2 separate regions of the Homo sapiens genome follow, and region 2 is linked to region 1. Evidence: read pairs that join two places in POLR2A ChIA-PET (ENCODE). Cell type or tissue: PC-9. All regions are shown on one strand. Each heading gives the region's core, and the rest is flanking DNA. Links, peaks and the distances in the headings are about the cores only. Region 1 has its middle 27 kb from the start of MIR7162. Region 2 overlaps LOC105376478 (a long non-coding RNA gene).

The links. Peaks named below come from ENCODE experiments on the same cell type or tissue, not always from the same donor. Only the 100,000 strongest peaks of a DNase experiment are listed, where the experiment ranks them.
Region 2: POLR2A ChIA-PET joins it to region 1 with 5 read pairs; 3 of 35 experiments call an interaction of 5 or more read pairs at or near these places.

What each region holds. Positions count from the first base shown.
Region 1 is chr10:30,390,132-30,401,905 of GRCh38, forward strand. No RefSeq gene overlaps it. Among named protein-coding and RNA genes, the nearest start is that of MIR7162, 27 kb to the left of the region's middle. In PC-9, for the core only: no CTCF peak of the experiment used is centred there; no DNase peak of the experiment used is centred there.
Region 2 is chr10:30,551,786-30,563,559 of GRCh38, forward strand. It overlaps LOC105376478 (a long non-coding RNA gene), which reads left to right. Exons shown (of 2, transcript XR_007062102.1): 2 at 2,169-2,823. It also overlaps the pseudogene RN7SL63P. Among named protein-coding and RNA genes, the nearest start is that of LYZL2, 72 kb to the right of the region's middle. RefSeq lists enhancers at 986-1,598, 7,283-7,862 and a silencer at 2,075-2,369. In PC-9, for the core only: no CTCF peak of the experiment used is centred there; a DNase peak (open chromatin) is centred at 6,356; H3K27ac peaks cover 440 bases.

The sequences.
Region 1 (11,774 bases), core at 2,754-7,753:
TAATATTTTTATACAATGTGCAATGATCCAATCAGGGTAATTAGCATCTCCACCACCTCAAACATTTATCTTTTCTTTGTTCTGGGAGCATTCAAAATGCACTCTTCTAGCTATTTGAAAATATATAATAAATTGTCATAAATTATCATCACCCTATAATGCTAAAGAACACTAGAACTACTCCTCCTATTTAGCTGTTTTGTTTTTTTTTCCAGTCCGGGTCTCACTCTGCCCCCCAGGCTAAAGTGCAGTGGTGCAATCACAACTCACTGTAGCCTTGACCTCTCGGGCCCAAGTGATCCTCCCACCTCAGCCTCCAGAGTAGCTGGGACCGCAGGCATGCACCAACATGCCTGGTTAATTTTTTAAATTTTTTAAAGAGATGGGGTCTCCCTATGTTGCACAGGCTGGTCTCAAACTCCTGAGTTCAAGTGATCCTCCCACCTCAGTCTCCTAAAGTGCTAGGATTATAGGTGTGAGCCACCAAACTCAGCCATGTACTCATGTATCTGTTAACCTGTTAGCCAACCTTTGGCTACCCCCTCCCCCTTACCCTTCCTCGCCTCTAGTAAACACTATTCTAAGCCAATAGATCTTAAATATTCTTACCACAATAATAATAATAATAATAAAAGTATGTGAAGTGATGAAAATGTTAATTAACTTGATTTAATCATTTCATAATGTATGCATATATCAAAACATCACATTGAACACTGTAAATATACACAATTTTTATCAATTATACTTTAATAAAGATGGAGGAAGAATTGAATATAACATTAAAACAAAAAACAATTGCAGGCCGAGCGCAGTGGCTCACGCCTGTAATCCCAACACTTTGGGAGGCCGAGGCGGGCGGATCACCTGAGGTCAGGAGTTCAAGACCAGCCTAGCCAACATGGTGAAACCCCATCTCTATGAAAAATGCAAAAATTATCTGGGTGTGGTGGCGCACGTCTGTAATCCTAGCTACTCCGGAGGCTGAGGCAGGAGAATTTGCAGTAAGCCGAGTTTGCGCCACTGCACTCTAACTGGGCAACAGAGTGAGACTCTGTTTAAACACACACACACACACACACACACACACACACACACACAACCATCAACAACAACAACAAAAATTGCAAAACCTAAAGAAAGTCTTTAATCTAGTCCAGACCAGCCTTTTACAGATGAGGTCACTGAAGTGCAAAGAGGTGAACTGACTTGTCTAATCTTACACAGCAAGTCGCCGGCAGAACTTGACCTGAAATCCAAAGCCAAGCATTTTCTATTACCTCCAGGCTTTTCAGTCCAGCCCTCCCGGGGGCTCTGCTTTGGGGATTGGTATTGGTGACAAAGGGAATAGACTGGAACATGCATAGAGCTCTCCATTTAGATTGACATTTTCACACTGTGCCAGGTCGTCGGCAAGAAACAGTGCAAGCTCCAAGATTGCTCGCCCCGACCCTTTTCCTCCTCCCCAACCTCTCTCATAACCAACTTCAGCTAAAAGGTCTGAGAAGAAAAGGGAATCTTAGATGACTCTCACTAGGGTGTAAATGACTCCCACCATGATTTTTATTTTATTGAGTCATAACTCCAAAAGCAGTTTGATAGATAGGATGTCAGGCAGTAGGATGAAGACAGATGGGGAAACTGCCTAGGCTCATGAAGAAGGTGAAGGCACTGAGGCCCTGAGTAATTTCATAAAGAACACCTTAGAAAATGTCCAGCACCGTGGTTTCTTACCTTCACTTAGCACTCACAAGGCCCCACATTCTGACAGATTTTGTTTATCAGACAAATTGCACTCAGTCGGGCTTTTTTCATTTTCCTCAGAGAGTTCTCAGGTTGCACAGAATTGAGATAATCTCCCTGCCTCACCGTCTCCCCCACGAAGACACTCCATGTTTTTGTTTGCAATACAGTCTTTTATGGATCAATGTAAGATTTTCATGGTGTTCTTTGCATTTTGCAAGTATTGCTCAAACTGGAGACCCAAAAAGAGCACTACCTTTAGAGTCAAAGACCCCTAGGTTCCAATTTCAGCTGAGATACTGTGAGCACATCACTAGCCCACTCTGATCCTATATCCCGGTTGTATAATCACCTATTTCCCATCAATTGCGAGGCTGGAGATAAAAGTGCCTACTCTGCCCAGTACACAATAGGAGCTCAGTAAACTTAAGTTCTCTTGCTTACCCACTATCCTAATGTATTAGGGGAAAGACAGAGATGTGGGGAATGGCACCTGGGAGGTTCCAGCTGTATGCTTCACAATGCTACCAATGAAAATTCTGAATTAGGCTTCAGTTTCCTCTCTACAAAATGAGACAGGACAGGAGTGGGTAGGAAGAGGAAGAGCTTGGCTTTGTTGGTTTAAGCTGGGCCCGTCTGATTCCGTAACGCAGGCTTCACTGCGGGGTCCAGCCCATTCCCCACCCAGGGCTTCGGGTGCTCTGAATGTCTTTTGGTCAACTCCAAGGCTGCCCAGGATCAGGGTGGGGAGGCAGGGTGGTGGGTAGTGGGGTAGAGAGAAGCAGTTCCCCCACATAACCTGCAGGTGGCACCAGAGCAACGTGGGAGCCGAGGGTTCCGCTGTAGCCTTCCTGGAGACTCACCCAGGCAGGGCGAGGTAGGGCGAGGCAGAGGTGGTGCACACCGTTCAGCTGGGCAGCGGCCTGAGCGCGCCTGCGGATCAGTCCACACCGTTTGAAATCGACACATGGGTCTTCTGGCTAATTTGCTCTCTTTGGCAGGGTGATCATATGATTTATCATCCAAATCCGGACATTCGGAGAGTGCAAGGGGCACTGTTATAATTGCACCGGGACAGCAGACATAACCTTACGTGTACTTTGCAAACCAGAACATATGGTCACCCCACCCTCTGGTCACTTCTTCTTCCTTGTTTCCATTCTTTCTTTTATTTTTTTTTTCTTTTAAAACACACAGCATTCTTTTCCCCGAGCACCATTGTCTTTGAAAATGCCTTTGCCGGCCGGGCGCGGTGGGTCACGCCTGTAATCCCAGCACTTTGGGAGGCCGAGGCAGGTGGATCACGAGGTCAGGAGTTCAAGACCAGCCTGGCCAAGACGGTGAAACCCCGTCTCTACTAAAAATACAAAAAATTAGCTGGGCATGGTGGTGGGCGCCTGTAATCCCAGCTACTCGGGAGGCTGAGGCAGGGAATTGCTTGAACCCAGGAGGCAAAGGTTGCAGTGAGCCAAGATCGCGCCACTGCACTCCAGCCTGGGCAACAGAGCAAAACTCCGTCTCAAAAAAAAGAAAAAAAGAAAAAAGCCTTTACCTTCGGGATATTTTCGACCATGCAACATCTACTTTTGCATCTTGAGTCTGAACAGTCTCTCTGAAGCCATCCCAAAGGCTGGTTTTAGCTTCCAGACAGAAGACTCTGTTCGCTGGCTTACCATCTCCATGACGCAAGAATTAAAGATGTCTGACGTGGAACAGTGACCCTTCTCTCAACTTTGGTGCCCCTTTGCTAAATTTATTCCTGTAATTTTGTTCTGAGTGCTCATGTCCTTTATCTCTTTTAATTTACGTATATTAGTTTATTGAATTGCAAGTAGACAAGCCCCATTAAGCAAGATTCTTATATTTCCAAGACCATCCCATTACTCCATTCAACCCCGAATTAGCGTGCCATTTATCCCCTTGTTTCTGAACCCTCTTCACTTAATAGTCTCATAAACATCCATCCATTGCAAAAAGGACTCAAACTATTCTCGCTTCCATTTTTAGTTGATTCATTGCTATCCAAGTAATAATTTGTCTGGGGGAGTCATTAGTAGAGAATTGTGCCCTTAAATTTATTTTTATAGTTGGATTCTGCTAGTTAATATCTCTCTCTCTCTCTGTCATTCTCACATTACAACAAATGACTATGTCTTAACCTAAAATCTAGGTTAGAAATTTGATCTTATCTGAATAAGATATTAATAGATAATATGAGATTTTTTTAATTTACTGAAACTTTTCTCAGCTAAAAATGATCGTCACAAATATGTATGTAAGCAATTGGAAAATTGGGATGTAAATATATCAACTCTTAAAATATCATGTTTGGAGACAGGATTTTCCTTTTTTTTTTTCTTTTTTAATAAAGTAAATTTGCTATGGTTGGAATGCTTGTGTGTCCTCCAAAATTCATGTTGAAACTCACACCCCAGTGTGATAGTATTAAGAAGTGGAGTCTTTTTTTTTTTTTTTTGAGATGGAGTCTTGCTCTGTTTACAGGCTGCTGGAGTGCAGTGGCATGATTTCGACTCACTGCAACCTCTGCCTCCCGGGTTCAAGCAATTCCCCTGCCTCAGCCTCCCGAGTAGCTGGGACTACAGGTGTGCCATGCCCAGCTGATTTTTTGTATTTTAGTAGAGACGGGGTTTCACCATGTTGGCCAGGATGGTCTCAATCTCCTGACCTCATGATCTGCCCGCCTTGGCCTCCCAAAGTGTTGGGATTACAGGTAGCGTCTTTAGGAGATAATTAAGTCGTGAGGGAAGAGCCCCCTCATGAATGGGATAGTGACCTTATGAAAGGGCTTGAGGGAGCTGCCTAGCTCGGTTTCCTTCTTTTGCTTTTCTGTCCTTTCCACCATGTTGGGACACAGCATTCCTCATCTCTGGAAGACTCAGCATTTAAAGTGCCATCTTGGAAGCAGAGAGCAGCCCTCACTAGACTACAAATTTGCTGGCACCTTGATCTTGGACTTCCCACCCACCAGAACTGTGAGAAATAAATTTTTGTCCTTTACACATTACCCAGTCTCAGATATTTTGTTATAGCAGCACGAATGGACTAAGACAGTATCTTACATACAGTGAGATGCATATACCTTAAATTACAACTCCATACTATTTACATATGTGCACATTCATGTGACCACCACTCAGCTCAAGATACAGAATGCTTCCATCACCACAGAGGGCTCCCTCTTGCCCCTTCTCAGTTGCTGTCCTCCTCAAAGTTAACCACAATCCTGACGTCTGTCACCCTGGGTTAATTATGAATATAAATGGATTCATACAGTATGTGCATGTTTGTGGCTGACTTCTTTCATTCAACACAATCCTATGAGATTTAGCCATGTTTTGGGTATTGGTAGTTGTTTATTTTTCTGGTTGTGTAGTTTTCCATATTTCATTTATTATCCTTCTTTCTTTTTTTTTTTTTTTTTTTGAGACAGAGTCTCGCTCTGTCACCCAGGCTGGAATGCAGCGGCACGATCTCGGCTCACTGCAACCTCCACCACCTGGGGTCAAGCGATTCTCCTGCCTCAGCCTCCTGAGTAGCTGGGATTACAGGTGTGTGCCAGCATGCCCAGCTAATTTTTGTATTTTTAGTAGAGACAGGGTTTCACCATGCTGGCCGAACTCCTGACCTCATGATCCACCCACCTCGGCCTCTCAAAGTGCTGGGATTACAGGCATGAGCCATTGCAACCGGCTATTTATTACCCTTTTATTTTTATGTCTAACTCAGTGTCTTGTGGGGTCTATTGGTCCTTTTTAGCTAGATTGATATTAAAAATCTTCTTATCAATGGAGTTCAGGAAATTTTTAGAAGATAGAAGCCTAACAAACCCAAGCCCCCCAATCTTAAGCCAAGTTTCCTTCTCACACCTGCTTCAGTTGCTCTTCTTCATGTGGTATTTTTTTCCTCACAAAGCTGATGGGAAATCGAGGAACCCAAAAGCTCTTCATCATGTTATCAGCTTAGGGACGCTTGCCATCTGAATAACAGGGTAGATATTTATAATCTGAAATGTTAAAATAACAATAGGAAACACTTACATAGCACTAACTGCTGTTCAAAGTGCTTTACATATATTCTTTTCCTCAAAACAACTCTGTGAAATAGTATTATTGTCATCCCCACACTTTAGATGGGGAAATTGAGGCAGAGAGAGACCACGTAACTTTCCCAAGGGGGTAGGGCCAGGACGTGAAACTGTGTTTTCTTGTTTTAGAGCTTGCACACTTCACCACCACACCATATTGGGTAGCATGATACTTCATGTGGTTAAAGTATTTTCTTCTATTAGCTTGGGAGCATTTTCTGAATAATTCAAATCTTATAAATTTGCTTCAAAGAACATAAGTAAATTGAAATGGATGATCTGATATAGAATGTGTGGCATTCATGAATACATTATAGGACACTCCAGTTTTAAATAATAATTATTTGCCTATCTTGTGACTTTTGTCAGGCAGGGCTGTAATGTGCTAGCCTCATTTTCCTTCTCTTCAATAGGAGAAGATGGACTCAGAGACAGGCACAATTTATCACAAAATCTCATCACACTTTCCCTCACCATCCGGAAGCTGGAGATAGGTTTGTGAAATCTTCGTTGTGAAAGAGTTGAATGACAGTTGTAGCATAGTGAGTTTAAGAAACATGGTTTTACTTGTCAGTTCTGTTGCACAGGGTCCTGCAAGTTTCGGCAGTTAACATATGTGACCAACAGTTTTCTCACAAAGATTATCAGGGTTCTAGAGGAAATTATCTTCCAGTTTTATTCTGCTGCTAATGTGCTATATTTCTTTATAGATTCTTGGCCACTTGTTTTTCATTAGACATTTTTCTGCCTCTTTATGCTGTACTTTATTTCTCTTTATGCCCAGCCCCAGGATTTTCCTTCTAATTGCAAGAGGAAGATTATTGAAATTTTCTCTTTCTCAAACTCCCAGGCTCAAGTGATCCTCCCCCGTCTGCCTCCCACCACTGCACCCTGCTGATTGTCTCTTTAACCTTCCCCCTGAGCATGTGTACACACACACACAAACATGAATACAGACACCCATCCACATGTACACACAAACACACAGAGACATACATATATCTACACACACTTATTAGATATACATTTACACACACACACACGTGCACACACACATATACACACCTTCCTTCTATCTTCTTCTCAGGACTCAGGATTCTCAGAGAGTGGAAAGAGTATTGCACCACGAGTCAAAGATAGACTGTGCAACTTTGCCCAAGTGCCTTTCCTTTTGAGATCTCATTTATAATAATAAACATCCTTACCCACCAATTAGGGTTATTTTGAAGATAAAACAGAAAGGAAGGATAACAGAATGATGGCATGTTGTATAGTAAAAAAAAATAAAATAAAATAATTAACAACCAAAAATAGGTCTGGCCTTTGTCCTTGACTCCTTATCTCCAACACGTAACGCCTGATAGGAATATTTTTGCCTGGGGATCTTGGGTCAGGATGGATAGTCTAATAATAAGATTTAGGGTGGAGACTAGCCAGGCCAGGAAAACCGACTATGTGATTTAGAGTCCTGGCTTTAGGTCACCCCTGAAAGGATTGGAGACTGGAAACTGAGAGCAGCCACATGGACAATCAAGCATGCCTCCGTGATGAAGTTCCAGTAAAAATCCTGAACACTGAGGCTTGAGGGAGCCTCACTGGCTGGAATACTCCATGTGTATTGGCACATATCAAAGCCAGGAGGGTAATGCACTCTGACTGCATGGGGAAGGGATAATGGACATTCCATATCTGGTGACCTCCTGGACTCAGCCCTATGCCTTTCTTCCACTACCTGATTTTAATCTATATATTTTCCCTATAATCAAACCATAACTGTGAGTATAACAGCTTTCTGTGAGTTCTAGCCAGTCCTTAGAGGTAAGCAAGCCGAGTTCATCTACTGCCTGCTGAAAAAACTATTTTAAAATTCCTAAACCAAAGAAGGCCAGAGCTCTCATGAATCTGATCCAACAGATTTTGAAGCCAAAGCTCCAAAGCTGAGGGTATTTGAAGCCAAAGCCAGGCCAGACAGAGATGAGGCTCCTGGGAGGGAACAGGTGCAGTCCTGTCCAGGGTGCAGTGTCCCTGGGCTATAGCTGGACAAGGGCTCCCTCTGGGTCACAGCTTCTAGGAACAGAGTTTGGGGCAAGCTGACTGTCTGATTTGTAGGACTCTGGTGATGATCTCAGCTGGGAAATTGTGTGGTAATGAAGAGAGATGGTTTTGCTTTTCCAAATCATCCACCCCCTGCATGCTTTGATCCACATTGGAACTCAGTGTGGAAACTGCCTTTGAACAGCCTAAACCTGAACTCTGGGCTGTGTGTCCAGTTTCCTGGCCTCCAGCTTTGTTCACTCCTTACCCCTACCTATCACTGATGCCAGATCCATCCTCCCAAATATCCTTTTCATCATGTTACTCTCCCCACCACCTCACGGCATCTTCTGCACAACAGGAAATGTCTCTAACCTCAGTCTGGCATTCAAGGTTCTTTCTGATGTGGCCCACCTCTCACCACTCCACCACATCTTCCCGTGGGCCCTGCCAAACTGGATCAATTTTTTCTATCCATGAGCTGAACTTTCCCACCTCCAAACTGTTGCTTGCACTGAGTCCTTCCTCTGAATGTTCTGTTCCTCCCTCTCCCCAAGTCCAAATGCTATAGACTGAATTGTGTCTCCCCCAAATTCATATGCTGCAGCCCTAATCCCTTATGTGATTGCATTTTGAAATAGGGCTGTTAGGAGATAATTAAAATTAAGTGAGGTAGGATGGGCAGAGCAAGATGGCTGAATAGCAGCCTCCATCAATGATTCTCCTTGCAGGAAAATCAAATTTAACAACTCTCTACACCAAAAAGTCATCTTCATAAGAACCAAAAATCAGGTGAGTACTCACAGTACCTGGCCCTAACTTCATAACACTGAAAGAGGCACTGAGGAGGGTAGGAAAGACAGTCTTGAAACACCAAGGTCACTCCTCTCCCATCCGCCAGCAGTGGCCACTGTGGTGCTGAGAGAGAATCTGTGCACTTGGGGAAGGGAGAGTGCAGCAATTGTGGGACTTTGCATTGAACTCAGTGTTGCCCTGTCACAGCAGAAAGCAAAACCAGGGGGAACTCCCGTGACACCTGCCCGTGGAGGGAGCATTTAAACCAGCCCTACCCAGAGGGGTTCACCCATCCTAGCAGTTAGAAGGCTTGAGGCTTGAGTTTTGATAAGCCTTGCCATGGCAAGCTATCGTTACCTGGGGCTCTAAGTAAACTTGAAAGGCAGTCTAGACCATAAAGACTTCAATTCCCAGGTAAGTCCTAATGCCATGCTAGGCTTAGAGCCAGTGGACTCAGGGGGCACACAACCTAGTAAGACACCAGGCAGGGCAGCCAAGCGAGTGCTTGCACCACCCCTCTCCCAACCCAAGCAGTGCAGCATGCAGCAACAAACGTGGCTTCTTCCTTTTGCTTGAGGAGAGGAGAGGAAAGAGTAAAGAGGACTTTGTCTTACATCTTGGATACCAGCTCAGCCACAGCAGGATAGAGCACTGGTCAGAGTCAAGAGACCCCCATTCCAGGATCTAGCCCCTGAATGTCATTTCTAGATATACCCTGGGCCAGAAGGGAATCTGATGCCTTAAAGAAAAGAACCCAGTCCTGGCAGGATTCATCACCTGCTGACTCAGGAGTCCTTGGGCCTTGAATAGCCAACAGTGATACCCAGGTAGTATGTTATGGGCCTGGAGTAAGACTCTGAGACTGAGACATGCTGGCTTCAGATGAGACCCAGCACATTCCCAGCTGTGGTGGCTGTGGTGAGGGACTTCTTCTGCTTCAGAAAAGCAGAGGGAAAGGTAAAAGGGACTTTGTCATGCAGCTTAGGTACCTGTCTGGCCACCATGGGGTAGAGCACCAAATGGGCTCTTGTGGTCACTGATTCTAGGCCTTGGCTCTTAGATAGCATTTCTGGACGTGCACGTGCCCTGGGCCAAAGGGGAGCCCACTGCCCCAAAGGGTGAGTCCCAGGCCTGGAAACACTCACCACAAGTGATTTAAGAGCCCTTGGGCCCTAAGTGAACATCGACCGTAGGCTGGCAGTGTTCCCTGTGGGCCTCTGGTGGTGGCCACAGGGTGAGTTTCCTCTGCCTGTGAAAAGGCAAAGGCAGAGTGGAAAGGACTTTGTCTCATGGTTTCAGTGTCAGCTCAGCCGCCTTAGAATAAAGCATCAGGTAAATTTCTAAGGTTTTTTACTCCAGTCCCTGGCTCCCACACAGCATCTCTAGACCCGCTAGGGCCTGAAGGAACTCATTGCCCTGAAGGGAAAGACACAAGCCTGGCTGGCTTTGCCACCTGCTGACTGCAGAGCCCTAGGGCCTTGAATGAACATCGGTGATAGCCAGGCAGTGTTTACAGGGGGCCTTGAGTGAGACCCAGTGCTTTGCTGGCTTTAGGTCTGACCCAGTGCAGTCTAAGTGATGGTAGCCATAGGGATGTTGTGTCAGCCCACCTGCAGCTCCAAGTGGCTCAGCACAGAGAGAGAGAGAAACAAAAAAAGAGACTGAGACTGTTTGGGAGAAATTACAGGTAAAGAATAAAAGTCTCTGCCTGGTAGTCCAGAGAATTCTTCCAGATATTATCTAAGACTGCCAAGGCAGTACTTCTATGAGTCTGCAAGCACCATAGCATCACTGGGCTTGGAGTGTCCCCTACTCAGATACAGTTTAGATCACAACACCCACATCCTTTCAAATACCTGGAAAACCTTTCCAAGGATGAGTACAAACAAGCCCAGACTGAGAAGACTACAATAAATACCTAACTCTTCAATGCCCAGGCACTAAAGAACATCCACAAGCATCGAGCCCATCCAGGAAAACGTGACCTCATCAAACAAACTAATTAAGGCACCAGGGACCAGCCCTAGAGAAACAGAGATATGTAACCTTCCAGACAGAGAATTCGAAATAGTGGTTTTGAGGAAACTCAAAGAAATTCAAGATAACACAGAGAAAGGATTCAAAATTCTATCAGATAAATTTAACAACAAGATTGAAATAATTAGAATCAAGCAGAAATTCTGTAGTTGAAAAATGCAAATGACATAATAAAGAATGCATCAGAGTCTCTTAATAGTTAAATTGATCAAGCAGAAGAAAAAATCAGTGATCTTGAAGACAAGCTATTTGAAAATACACAGTTAGAGGAGACAAAAAAATTAAAAAAGAATGAAGCATGCCTATGAGATCTAGAAAATAGCCTCAAAAGGGCAAAGCTAACAGTTATTGGCCTTAAAGCGAAAGTAAAGAAATAGAGGTAGAAAGTTTATTCAAAGGGATAATAACAGAGAACTTTTCAAACCTAGAGAAAGATATAAATATTCAAGTACAAGAAGGTTATAGAACACCAAGCAGATTTAACCTAAAGAAAACTAACTCAAGGCATTTAATAGTCAAACTCCCAAAGGTCAAGGATAAAAAAAGGATCCTAAAGCAGCAGGAGAACAGCAACAAATAACATACAATGGAGTTCTAATACGTCTTGCAGCAGACTTTCAGTGGAAACCTTACAGGCCAGAAGGGAGTGTCATAACATATTTTAAGTGCTGAAGAAAAAAGTCTTTTACCCTAGAATAATATATCCAGCAAAAATACCCTTCATACCTAAAGGAGAAATAAAGAGTTTCCCAGACGAACAAAAGTTCGGGGATTTCATCAACACCAGACCTGTGCTACAAGAAATGCTAAAGGAAGGCCTCCAATCTGGAGTTGGACAGGCAGTGGTTAATTCTCCCAGCAATGATGTGTGGCAGCACATGCTAAGGGTTGTCTACCAGGGAAGCCCACCCAAGCAACCCTTAGTGCTCAGGGTTTTTCTTGGGGCATGCAGCTCCTGGGTGATTGACCCCAGCTACTCAGGTTTCAGTCCCTAGAGAGGTCATATTGATACAGCAAAGCCCAAAGCCTCAGGCATACAAAAACATTCTTACAAGGCAGA
Region 2 (11,774 bases), core at 4,369-9,368, 160 kb after region 1:
TTTCAGGATGATTCAAATGCATTACATTTATTGTGCTCTTTATTTCTATTATTATTACATTGTATTAATAATGTACAATGTATTACATTGTATAATAATGTACAATGTATTACATTGTATAATAATGTACAATGTATAACATTAAGAATGTATAACATTATACATGTATATATGTATAACAATGTACAATGTATAACATTATACATGTATATATGTATAACAATGTACAATGTATAACATTAAGAATGTACAATGTATAACATTCTGTTATTATTACAATGAAATACTTATACAATTCACTGCAATGTTCAATCAGTGGGAGCCCTGAGCTTGTTTTCCTGCAACTGATTTAGGAGTTAAGAAGAAATTACTTAGGCAGATAGTAAGAGTATGGGAGTCCTCGGTAAAACTTTTATTTTTAGTGAAAAGCAGCCCCAAATCATTTTCCTTTCTAATGAAGAGCAGCCTGTAAAATCGAGCTGCAGACCTGATACTGGCAGTTGCGCCGATTATATTCAAGATGGCGGCTCCATCTTCCCTTCTTTTGTCAGCCACGTGTCCAGTAAGAAGCAGACAAAATGGCACTGATCAACTGGAATGGCCATTTGTGTGATAAGATTAGGGTGGGGCAACCAGCCTTCCCCAAACACTATGTAGACATCATAACTGATCAAACTAATCTATGAGCCCTATGTAAATCAGAGACTGCCTCCTCAAACATGACTATAAAACTCCACGCATTTGCACCAGCTGGTTCTTTTTCCCACTTGGAGACTCTCTTTTGGGCTTTCTTAGCATGAGGAAGCTTTTTCTCTCTCTTTTCTTCCTTTTTTTTTTTTTTTGAAATGGAGTCTCGCTCTGTCACCCAGGCTGGAGTGCAGTGGCCTTATCTCGGCTCACTGCAAGCTCCGCCTCCTGGGTTCAAGCAATGCTCCTGCTTCAACCTCCCAAGTAGCAGGAATTACAGACACTTGCCACCATGCCTGGCTAATGTTTGTATTTTTAGTAGAGATGGGGTTTCACCATGTTGGCCAGGCTGGTCTTGAACTCCTGACCTCAAGTGATTCGCCCACCTCGGCCTCCCAAAGTGCTCGGATTACAGGCATGAGCCACCGTGCCCGGCCTCTTTTCTTCTTTTTTCTATTAAACTTTCTGCTCCAAAACCCACTCCTCATGTGTGTCTGTGTCCTGAATTCCTTCTCAACCGAGACCAAGAGTCAAGGTATATACCCCAGAAAATGGAGCCATTTCACAACTAGAAGGTCCCATCTGGGGGTGATGGGAGACAGTGACAGATCATCAGGAATTACATTCTCATAAGGAGCATGCAACTTAGCTCCCTCAGATGTTCAGTTCACAATAGGTTTTGCACTCCCATGAGAATCTAATGCTGCCGCTGATCCGACAGGAGGTGGAGCTCAGGCAGTAATGCAAGTGATGCGGAGCGGCTGTTAATTCAGATAAAGCTTTGCTTGCTTGCTGCTGCTCACCTCCTGCTGTGTGGCCCAGTTCCTGATAGGCCAGTACTGGTCTATGGCCTGGGGGTTGGGGACCCCTGTCCTAGAGAATAAGGAAGTGAATTAGCGCAGTGTTAGCAGAAATTGAAAAAGAGGTAAGTTAGAAATGTTTAGTCTGCTAAACTGGCTGACTTACCATTAATTGGTGGGGGAAGTGTGAAAGGAAAAGAAAATCTCAAGACCCCAAACTCACAATGCCAAAGGGAAAAGTTAAGCTTGGGAACTGAGACAAGAGAAAAACAAAGCAAAACTGTGTTCCTTTCGTTCCCAAGGGATAGCTGTAATTTCATGTGCTGACTTTATCTTACGTAAAATGTAGATTTACTCAGCAAGATAATTATATGACTTTCCCCTCCCTCCTATCTTTTCACATGTAAAGTGTGGATTCAGTGAGTGCTATTCAAGGCCTCATGAGAATGTGACCACCTGGCTCATTGCCTATCCTACCCCCTTCTTTTTCTTCTCTCCTTCTCCTCCTGCCCACTCTTCCCCCTTTACATATTGAAGTCCTCAAAACTCTCCTTGGAAAAAAGCAGAGAACACAAATCCTATTGTAACTCGTGTTTCTTTTTTCCTGAGTGTTTCCTCAACCTCAGCAAAATAAACCTCTAAGTTGACTGAGATCTGTCTCAGACACTTTTTGGTTTACAGAAGTAAGGAAGAAGGAATTGCATGACTTCCAGGATCCAGCTTGGTGAGGGCGTGGACGGCAGAGCCCTGAGATGGGATCACGTGAAGACGAGCAGGGAACGTCAACAAGGGAGGAGACCTTGGCAATGCCTGCACAGCCCGCTCAGCCGCGTAGCAGAGCCCTCACAGTCGCTGGCTTCATGCGGTGTAGAGAAAGCTGGTTAAATTCATCTAACTGCAATTTGCCTTCCATGTCTAGTCTCCTTTTGGCCATGAGGAAGATAATCCAGCCGGCTAGGTATAGCTGAAATGTGACATAATCAATTACAAATTTGTTGATTTAGAGCAAGTGATAGATACACAGCCCAGAGTAAATTTCCCAGAGGCTCTTACCACTGTGGGGAGGACAAAGTCTCACTTCCTGATCAGCAGTGGCCAAGGGAGGCTTTTCTCTGCATTTGTGAGGCTGTGATATCTTTCATGCACTCCTTTGAAAGTGCTCACCAGCACGATGGAACACATTAGCTTAAATATTTCTCTTCACAGGTTGCTGTGTCTTTTAACGTAGGCAACTCTTCATGTAAATGCTAGTTAGAAAAGAGGTTTTGTTTTGTTTTTCAAGAAAAGTTGCTTTAATTAAATAAAGGACAGGAAGTTCCTTCCTGAATGGTTACAACCCCGTGGATTATACAAGCAATGTGCTGATTACAAACCGCCCCTTTGCCAGTTCCGCTACAGTTACCAGAATCCTTGTTAAATAACATTCTCCCAAAAAAGATGTGAGGAAATTAAACAATGAAGCTATAAGAATTGAACAGACAGAGAGAAACAAAATGAATATGAAACTTTTTATGCTTCTTCACTTTTAGATAACATGTGTACACCTTTCTCCATAAAATATATATTTTTATTTTTTCAGTTTTATTTATTATTGTTATTATTATTATTATTTTTGTAGAGACGGGAGGGGGTTCTCACTTTGTTGCCTAGGCTGGTCTTGAACTCTTGAGCTCAAGTGATCCTCCTGCCTCTGCCTCCTGAAGTGCTGGGATTACAGGTATGAGTCACCACACCCAGCTGTAATTTTTCTTTTGAGACAGGGTCTCACTGTTGTTACCCGGGCTGGAGTGCAATGGCGCAATCTTGGCTCACTGCAACCTCCGCCTCCCGGGTTCACGTGATTCTCCTGCCTCAGCCTCCCAAGTAGCTGGGATTACAGGCACCTGCCACCGTACCCAGCTAATTTTTGAATTTTTAGTAGAGATGGGTTTTGCCATGTTGGCCAGGCTAGTCTCCAACTCCTGACCTCAGGTGATCCACCCACTAAAGCCTCCCAAAGTGCTGGGATTACAGGCATGACCCATCTTGCCTGGCCCGGCTGTAACTTTTAAGTAAAAATTCAGCTTTGCTGGCATTGTTACACATGTTAACTTTTTAGTCATCAACACAATCTTTTAAGAAAGATAAAATGTATTAAACAGATATTCATCTTATAGAACATTTAGACGATACAGATGAACAAAAGGAAGAAAGTAAAAAACTCTCACAATTTCACCACTTTGAGATAATCCATGTTAAAATAGTTTTTCCATTCTCTTTCCTTACATTTACATGTAACAGAGTGAAGAGAACAGTTTACACCAGTTTCTTGTATTTACTTATTTTTTTAGAGACAGGGTCTTGCTATGTTGGCCAGGCCAGAGTGCAGTGGCTATTCGCAGGCACCATCCCACTACTAATCAGCATGGAAATTTTGACCTGCTCCATTTCCAACCTGGGCCAATTCATCCCTCCCTAGCCAACCTGTTGGTCCTCGGCTCCAGGGAGTTCACCATATTGGTGATGAACTTAGTGTGGACACCCAATCAGCACAGCGCACTGCAGCCCAAAACTCCTGGCTGGGCTCAAGCGATCCTCTGGCCTCAGTCTCCGGAGTAGCTGGGACTACACATGTGTACCACCACACCTCAGCCTTCCAAGTAGCTGGGACTACAGGTGTGCACCACCATGCCTAGCCACACCTGAGTTTCTTGGGAGGAGAGGATTGTCTGTGTCTGGAAGGAACATTGGAAACTGTGGTGTCAGGAAATCTCAAAGAGTAAACTCATAGACTCAAAACATCCAGTTGGCTGAACTCCCCTCTGAGGAGAGATGGTGCTGGTGGCTTCGGTGGGGGGTCTCTCTGTACTGAGAGTTGTGATGAATGGCGTGTGCAATTGGAGAACTGTAGCTGGGGCCAAGCTGAATTCCTCTATGTAATAGAGGGGAGGGGATTTTTAGCTTCATTTTGGGGAGGGGCCAGATGCCAAGTTAAAGGGAGGAAAATAGGATCAAAAGAGCTGGGTACACCATGAGGGGGAGAAGAAAAGCCTCCTGTTTTTGTAGAGACTGGGAACTTAGCAAGGTAGGAGACAGCTATACACTGCATGCTCAGATTCCTCAAAAACTCAGGAAATTATTCATCATTTGCTAATCCTGTTGGGCAAGTGGATTCTTCTGCTTTTGACATAGGAGTGCTTGTTCAATAAGTATTTATGATTTTTTTTTTTGAAATGGATTCTTGCTCTGTTACCCAGGCTGGAGTGCAATGGCATGATCTTGGCTCACTGCAACCTCCACCTCCCAGTTTCAAGCGATTTTCCTGCCTCAGCCTCCCTAGTAGCTGGGATTACAGGCATGCGCCACCATGTCCAGCTAACTGTATTTTTAGTAGAGACGGGGTTTCACCATGTTAGCCAAGCTGGTCTCAAACCCCCGACCTCAGGTGATCTGCCTGCCTCAGCCTCTCAAAGTGCTGGGATTACAGGAGTGAGCCACCGCACTCAGCCTAAGTTTTTTTATATTATCTGAGTTCCTGCAGCTACCAGTGTATTGAGGGAAGCCCAATCTAACCAGCATGAAAATATTCAGGAATGCACTGACCACACATAAAATCAGTCAGAGCTAGCTCATCTCTCCCCACTTTTATTCTAAAGTCATAGTTTAGGCCAGGCATGGAGGCTTGAGCCTGTAATCCTAGCTACTCAGGAGGCTGAGGCAGGAGGATGTCTTGAGGCCATGAGTTTGCAACCAGCCTAGGCAACATAGTGAGACCCTATCTCTAAAAAAATAAAAAATTAGGCCAGGCACAGGGAGTCACGTCTGTAATCCCAGCACTTTGGGAGGCCAAGGTGAGCAGATGACCTGAGGTCAAGAGCTCGAGACCATCCTGGCCAACATGGTGAAACCCTGTCTGTACTAAAAATACAAAAATTAGCCAGGCGTGGTGGTACGCACCTGTAGTCCCAGCTACTCTGGAGGCTGAGGCAGAATAATTGCTTGAACCCAGGAAGCAGAGGTTGCAGTGAGTTGAGATTGTGCCACTGCACTCCAGCCTAGGCAACAGAGCGAGACTCTGTCTCAACAAAAATAACAATGAATAAAAAATTAGCCAAGCCTGGTGGTGTGCACTTGTAATTCCAGCTACTTGAGAGACTGAAGCAGGACGATCACTCATGCCCAGGAGTTTGAGGCTGCAATGAGTTATGATTGTGCCACTATAGTTTAGCCTGGGCAACAGAGCAAGATCCTGTCTCAAAAAAAAGAAAAAAAAAAAGAAAAAAACACATATTTTTATTACGTTTTATGTAGGCATTTTCTCCTTATCTAAAATTAAAGAAGCAGAACTGGTCCCCACCCACTGTTTTGTGGGTCTCCATTTTCCTGTTGCTTGATGCTGCAAAATTCCACAAGCAGGGCCCAAACAAAATGAACATTACTACAAAGATAATTTCTTTCTTTTTTTCTTTTCTTTGAGACAGAGTCTCGCTCAGCCGCCCAGGCTGAAGTGCAGTGGCATGATCTCAGCTCACTGCAACCACTGTCTCCCCAGTTCAAGCGATTCTCCTGTCTCAGCCTCCCGAGTAGCTGGGATTACAGGCACCTGCCATCATGCCTGGCTAATTTTTGTATTTTCGTAGAGACAGGGTTTCACCATGTTGGCCAGACTGGTCTTGAACTCCTGACCTCAGGTGATCTGCCCGCCTCGGCCTCCCAAAGTGCTAGGATTAAAGACGTGAGCCACCGCACCCGGCCTACAAAGAGAATTTCAAATCTTGCAAAAGAAGTGAGATTTCACGAAAGTGTTGAAATTGATGTTTGGAGAATGGCTCAAAGAATCTGCAATGTCATTGACAAATGAGGATCTGGCAGAGTTAGACCAAGTCAGCAATAGAAGGAGAGAAAATTCCACAAGGATGATGTCATAGGTTGTTTCGAAGCATGTGATTTTACCATAGGTATCAAAGAATTACAGAAGGCCCACAGAGAAAAGGATGAAACTCTCTGAGCAAAACATGACCCACTTTATGGATTCATTGTGAAAATTCAGCAAACAATCAAAGTGCAGCAAATGATGCTATAGATCTATTCAGGATTCATTTCATTCATTCTAAGAATTAGTGCATGGATATGATTTTAACTTACATTGTGTTAAATAAAATTATTTTTGCACTTGTTCTTAGCCAAATGGCCGAGAAGCGATACATTATTTTTGTCCTTGTTAGTTTGATTTTTTAAGATCAAATTTGTGCCAAATCTTATTTACATACTACTTAATATTGTTAGAGTAGGTAGCTAAGCAGACATGAGCAGGCCAGGATATAGCCCGACTCCCCCAGGAGTGTCAAGCGATTATCAGGTGATGATCAGGCAGTTGTTTTGTTTTGTTTTGTTTGAGACGGAGCCTCCATATGTCGCCCAGGCTGGAGTGCAGTGGTGCGATCTCAGCTCACGGCAACCTCCGCCTCCTGAGTTCAAGCGATTCTCCCGCCTCAGACTCCCGAGTAACTGGGATTACAGGCGCCCCCACACTAAACTCGGCTTTTTTTTTTTTTTTTTTTTTTTTTTGAGACGGAGTTTTGCTTTTGTTGCCCAGGCTGGAGTGCAATTGTGCGATCTTGGCTCACAGCAACCTCTGTCTCCAGGGTTCAAGCAATTCTCCTGCCTCAGCCTCCCGAGTAGCTGGGATTATAGGCGTGTGCCGCCACACCCGGCTAATTTTGTATTTTTTTTTTTTTATTAGAGACAGGGTTTCTGCACGTTGGTCAGGCTGGTCTCGAACTCCTGACCTCTCAGGTGATCCACCTGCCTCTGCCTCCCAATGTGTTGGGATTACGGGCGTGAGCCACCGAGCCCGGCCCATCAGGCAGTTGTTAAACTATCGCTCTAAAATAATAATTGGTTGCAGCTGGCACCAGGGAAAGGCAGGCTCCGAACAGATAGAAAACACCTGAAGCTGGTGATCAGCTTCCTGGTAAGATCCCAGGAGTTGGGCGAGTGGGCTCAAGCATGAGCACTAACAGGCAAAGTGGTGGCGTTTACCTGGTTTATGACCTTCCTCTAGGAACACTCAATTGGTAAGGGAAGAACGCACCAATTAGGCATGCACAACTTCACTAAACACACTGCGCATGCGGTCCCGCCCAAGTGCTGGCAGGCCACTGAGCATGCAGACAGCCCATCCCAACGGGAGAATCAGGGGAGAAGGGATGCAACCCCCTGGAAGCATGCCAATGTATAAAACCCCAAGTCAAAGGTCAAACAGCGCACTTGGCCCTCTTCCAAGTGTACTTTCCTTCCTTTTGTTCCTACTCTAAAACTTCTTAATAAATTTACACTCCTGCTGTAAAACTTGCCTTGGTTTCTCACTGTGCCTTATGCCCCTTGGATGAAGTCTGTCCTCTGAGGAGGAAAGAATTGACTTGCTGCAGACCTGTGCAGATTGGCTGCTGCTAACAATATAAAAATTTTAGTTTCTAATAGGAAATTTAAAACACAAGTCAACATAGATAATTGTCTTTATAACTCCTATGTATCCATCACCCAGCTCAAACTATTATTGACTTATGGCCAATTTTTGTAAGTGAAGTTTTTATTAAGAACATAAAATTATAAAGGTATACAAGAATGCATAAATCATAGTTGTATAGCTTGTAAATTTTCACAAATTAAAAAGTTTATTTAATCAGCACATAGATCAAAAGATACAATGTCACAGCACCCTGGAGGATTCTCTCTGCCCACTTCTAGTCAATATCCCTCCCAAAGTAAGGACCTTCCTTTTAACACCATGGACCAGGGGCACAAGGCCAATCTTATCACCTCCTCCATGCTTGCCAATCTCGCCCCTCTCCCCGCTGCTTCTGACTCTGCATCCTGTCATTTTGCCTGAAAATATTTCAGTTTAAAATTAAACTTAAATATTTAAAAATAAATATTAAATATTTAATCTTAAATATTTAAGTTTAAAAAATACTTACGGCCAGGAGTTCAAGATCAGCCTGGGCAATATAGTGAGACCCCCGTCTCTACAAAAACAAAAAAAAATTAGCTTGGAGTGGTGGCTGTCAGCTGTAGTCCTAGCTACTTAGGAAGCTAAGGCAGAAGGATCACCTAAGCCCAGGAGTTCGAGGCTGCAGTGAGCTATGATTTTGCCACTGTGCTCTGGCCTGGGCGACAGAGTGAGACCCAGTCTCAAAAAAAGACCCTTTAAAAATAATAGTAATACCACAGTCACATTTTAAAAATTAACTGTAATATTAATAATTGCATGTGTCAGCAAATATCTTGAATGTTTATGTATTTCCCTGGGTTTCTTATAATTTAAAGTTTTACAGTTTGAATCATTACCTAAGTAAAATCCATAAGTAGTTGTTTTTTTTTTTTTTTTTTTTTTTTTTTGCCTGTTGCCCAGGCTGGAGTGCAGTGGTGTGATCCCAGCTCACTGCAACCTCCACCTCCTGGGCTCAAATGATTCTCCTGCCTCAGCCTCCCAGTACTTGTGATTACAGGCACATGCCACCACACTCGGCTAATTTTTGTATTTTTAGTAGAGAGGGAGTTTCGCCATGTTGGCCAGGCTGGTCTCGAACTCCTGACCTCAGGTAATCCACCCACCTTGGTCTCCCAAAGTGCTGGGATTACAGGCATGAGCCACTGCGCTGGGCCCCATAAGTTTTTAACATTTTTAAAAAAATCTGTAGGTTCCTCTCCCATCTCTCTCTTTCTCTTTCTTCCTTCTTTCCTTCTCCTCCTCTTCTCTCTCCTCTTCCCCATCTCCTTCACTGCAATTTTTTTTTCGTTGAAGGAACTGGGCATTTGCGTTGCAGAATTTCTGTGGTCTGACTTTCTTCATTGCGTGCTGTAGGGTTATTTATCACAGCTTTTCTCTCCTACGTGTATTCTGTAAATCAGTAGGTAGATCCAGGATTTTGATTAGATTCAGGTTCAGTTTTTTTAGCAAAAACTTCCCCTGGTGGCGTGGGGTCTTTCCATGCACACTGCTTGGTTGTCTCTCTTTTGTGACTTCAGCAGCCATTGATAGTCATTGCTTCAATCCATTAAGTCATAGGGATTTGCAAAATGATGTTATTCTATCATTTCTTCTTCATTTATTAGTCAAAATACTTCTAAAAAGAAACTTTCCCTCATCAACTATTTGGCTACCCTGAGGGACAGTTTACATAGAAAATGCAGAATAAATGCATGATTCGTTTTCTTTATTTACAGTTAAAGAAAAATGAGTCCTCAAGAGGTGAGTATCATTGTGAACTTTTGCAGCTAGAGATCTCTGAACTGATATTTCTAAAGTCCCTGTGAGTCTGAAGGTTTGAATCCCAAAGCTGGGCTTCATTGGCCTCACCTGGAAAAGGGAGACAGTGCCTGGGAGAGAACCTAATCGGGAAATGTTGGTTGAATACAGATTTCGTTTGAAAGAATGCAATGATTTACTGGGCATGGACGATGTGCTTTCCTCTTTTGTGTATTTCTCTCAAAAACATCGTGATGATATGAGCTCTGATCCGCCCCCCCACCCCCCCCCCTTTTTTTTTTTTTTGAGATGGAGTCTCGCTCTGTGGCCCAGGCTGGATTGCAGTGGGTGATCTTGGCTCACTGCAACCTCTGCCTCCCGGGTTCAAGTGATTCTCCTGCCTCAGCCTCCTGAGTAGCTGGGACTACAGGCACGTGCCACCACGCTCAGCTAATTTTTGTTTTTTAGGAGAGACAGGGTTTCATCATGTTGACCAGGATGGTCTAGATCTCCTGACCTCGTGAACCACCCATCTCAGCCTCCCAAAACCCTGCGATTACAGGCATGAACCACTGCACCCGGCCGATCCCTTTTTATAGACGAAAACGATGATTAGAGAGGCCTGGTAGCTTGTCTAGATCACACGGCTGCACAGAATCCGAGCCAGGCTTCACATCCCAGCTGTGTGACTTACAGACCAAGGTGGGTGCGGATGTCCCATGCTCATAGCTACCTTGTTGGGTGGGCTCTCTGGAGCACCTGAGCCCTGCTAGCTCCATAGAATATCGAGAACTGCCTTGGAGGACTTACTCCCCTACCATACAGGGTTCCTCTTCACCGTGATTATTTCTCACCTGTGCTACCACAGTATCCCCTTGACAGGTCTCCCTGCCTTCCCTCCCAGTCCTCTCCGTAGTCTGTTTTCAGCATGGCGGGCGGAGCGAAGCTTGCAGAGTGCACGTCCCGGGACCACACCCTCCCAACTGCCACTGAGGGAATGTGGTCAAAATAATCTTAGAATAAATTATACCCAGATTTTGCCTAGTAGAAAATATTGATTCAGATGATGGGAGCCCCTTTATCTCAAGGGTGCTAAGGAGAATTATGGAAGGTTTACACATCAGATGGGATTACCACACTCCTTGGCATCCCCCTTCCTCTGGAAAAGTAGAAAGAATGAATCAGACTCTCAAAAAGCATATTACTAAACTAATCTTAGAAACTAAAATGCCTTGGACCAAATGGATCCCAATAGCACTCCTTAGGATTAGGACGGCCCCAAGGAAAGACTTGGGATTTTTTCCTTACGAGCTATTATATGGACTCCCGTATTTAGGTAGGACTACTGGCCTTTCTACTATGGAAACCAAAGACCAATTTTTAAGAAATTATATACTGAGCATATCCTCCTCCCTGTCATCCCTGAGGTTCAAAGGACTCCTGACTCAAACCCTGCCTCTTGAGTTCATGGTTAACCACTTCCAGCCTGGCAACTCAGTGCTGATTAAGACTTGGAAAGAAGACAAGCTCCACCCAAGCTGGGGAGGTCCTATCGGGTGCTCCTAATCACTGACACAGCCTACGAACAGCTGAAAGGTGTGAACACATTACACTCAGGTCAAGAGACTGGTAAAAGAACTCCCGTAAGGAAGGGAAAAGGGTGAATGGGAAGTGTATAGATCACCTAAGGAACCCTTAAAATTAACTCTAAGGAAAACCTGGAAGGAAGCTATGAGCAGGCTCCATCACTGGGGGTGGATGTGGTTAGGATTAATCCTACTACCAGGGGTGAGAGGGTACACAATTATTGGATGGAGCCCGGTAGAAGAATATCCAATCAAACTAGTAGTCAACATAACTAGAACCTCCACCCCCTAGACCATAAAGTTTGATGCCTCCTAAGTCGTACATTGTGGGAATTTAGGGAACCAAAGGCAGCTGTCACAAGCAAACAAACATCTATGTCCTGAAACAGGTCGCTATTGGGGAAAGCCCTGCGCTAGCTGGAATGAGGTCTGGTGGACCACCCAATTTCGAGGCTGAGCCATTCTTCCAAA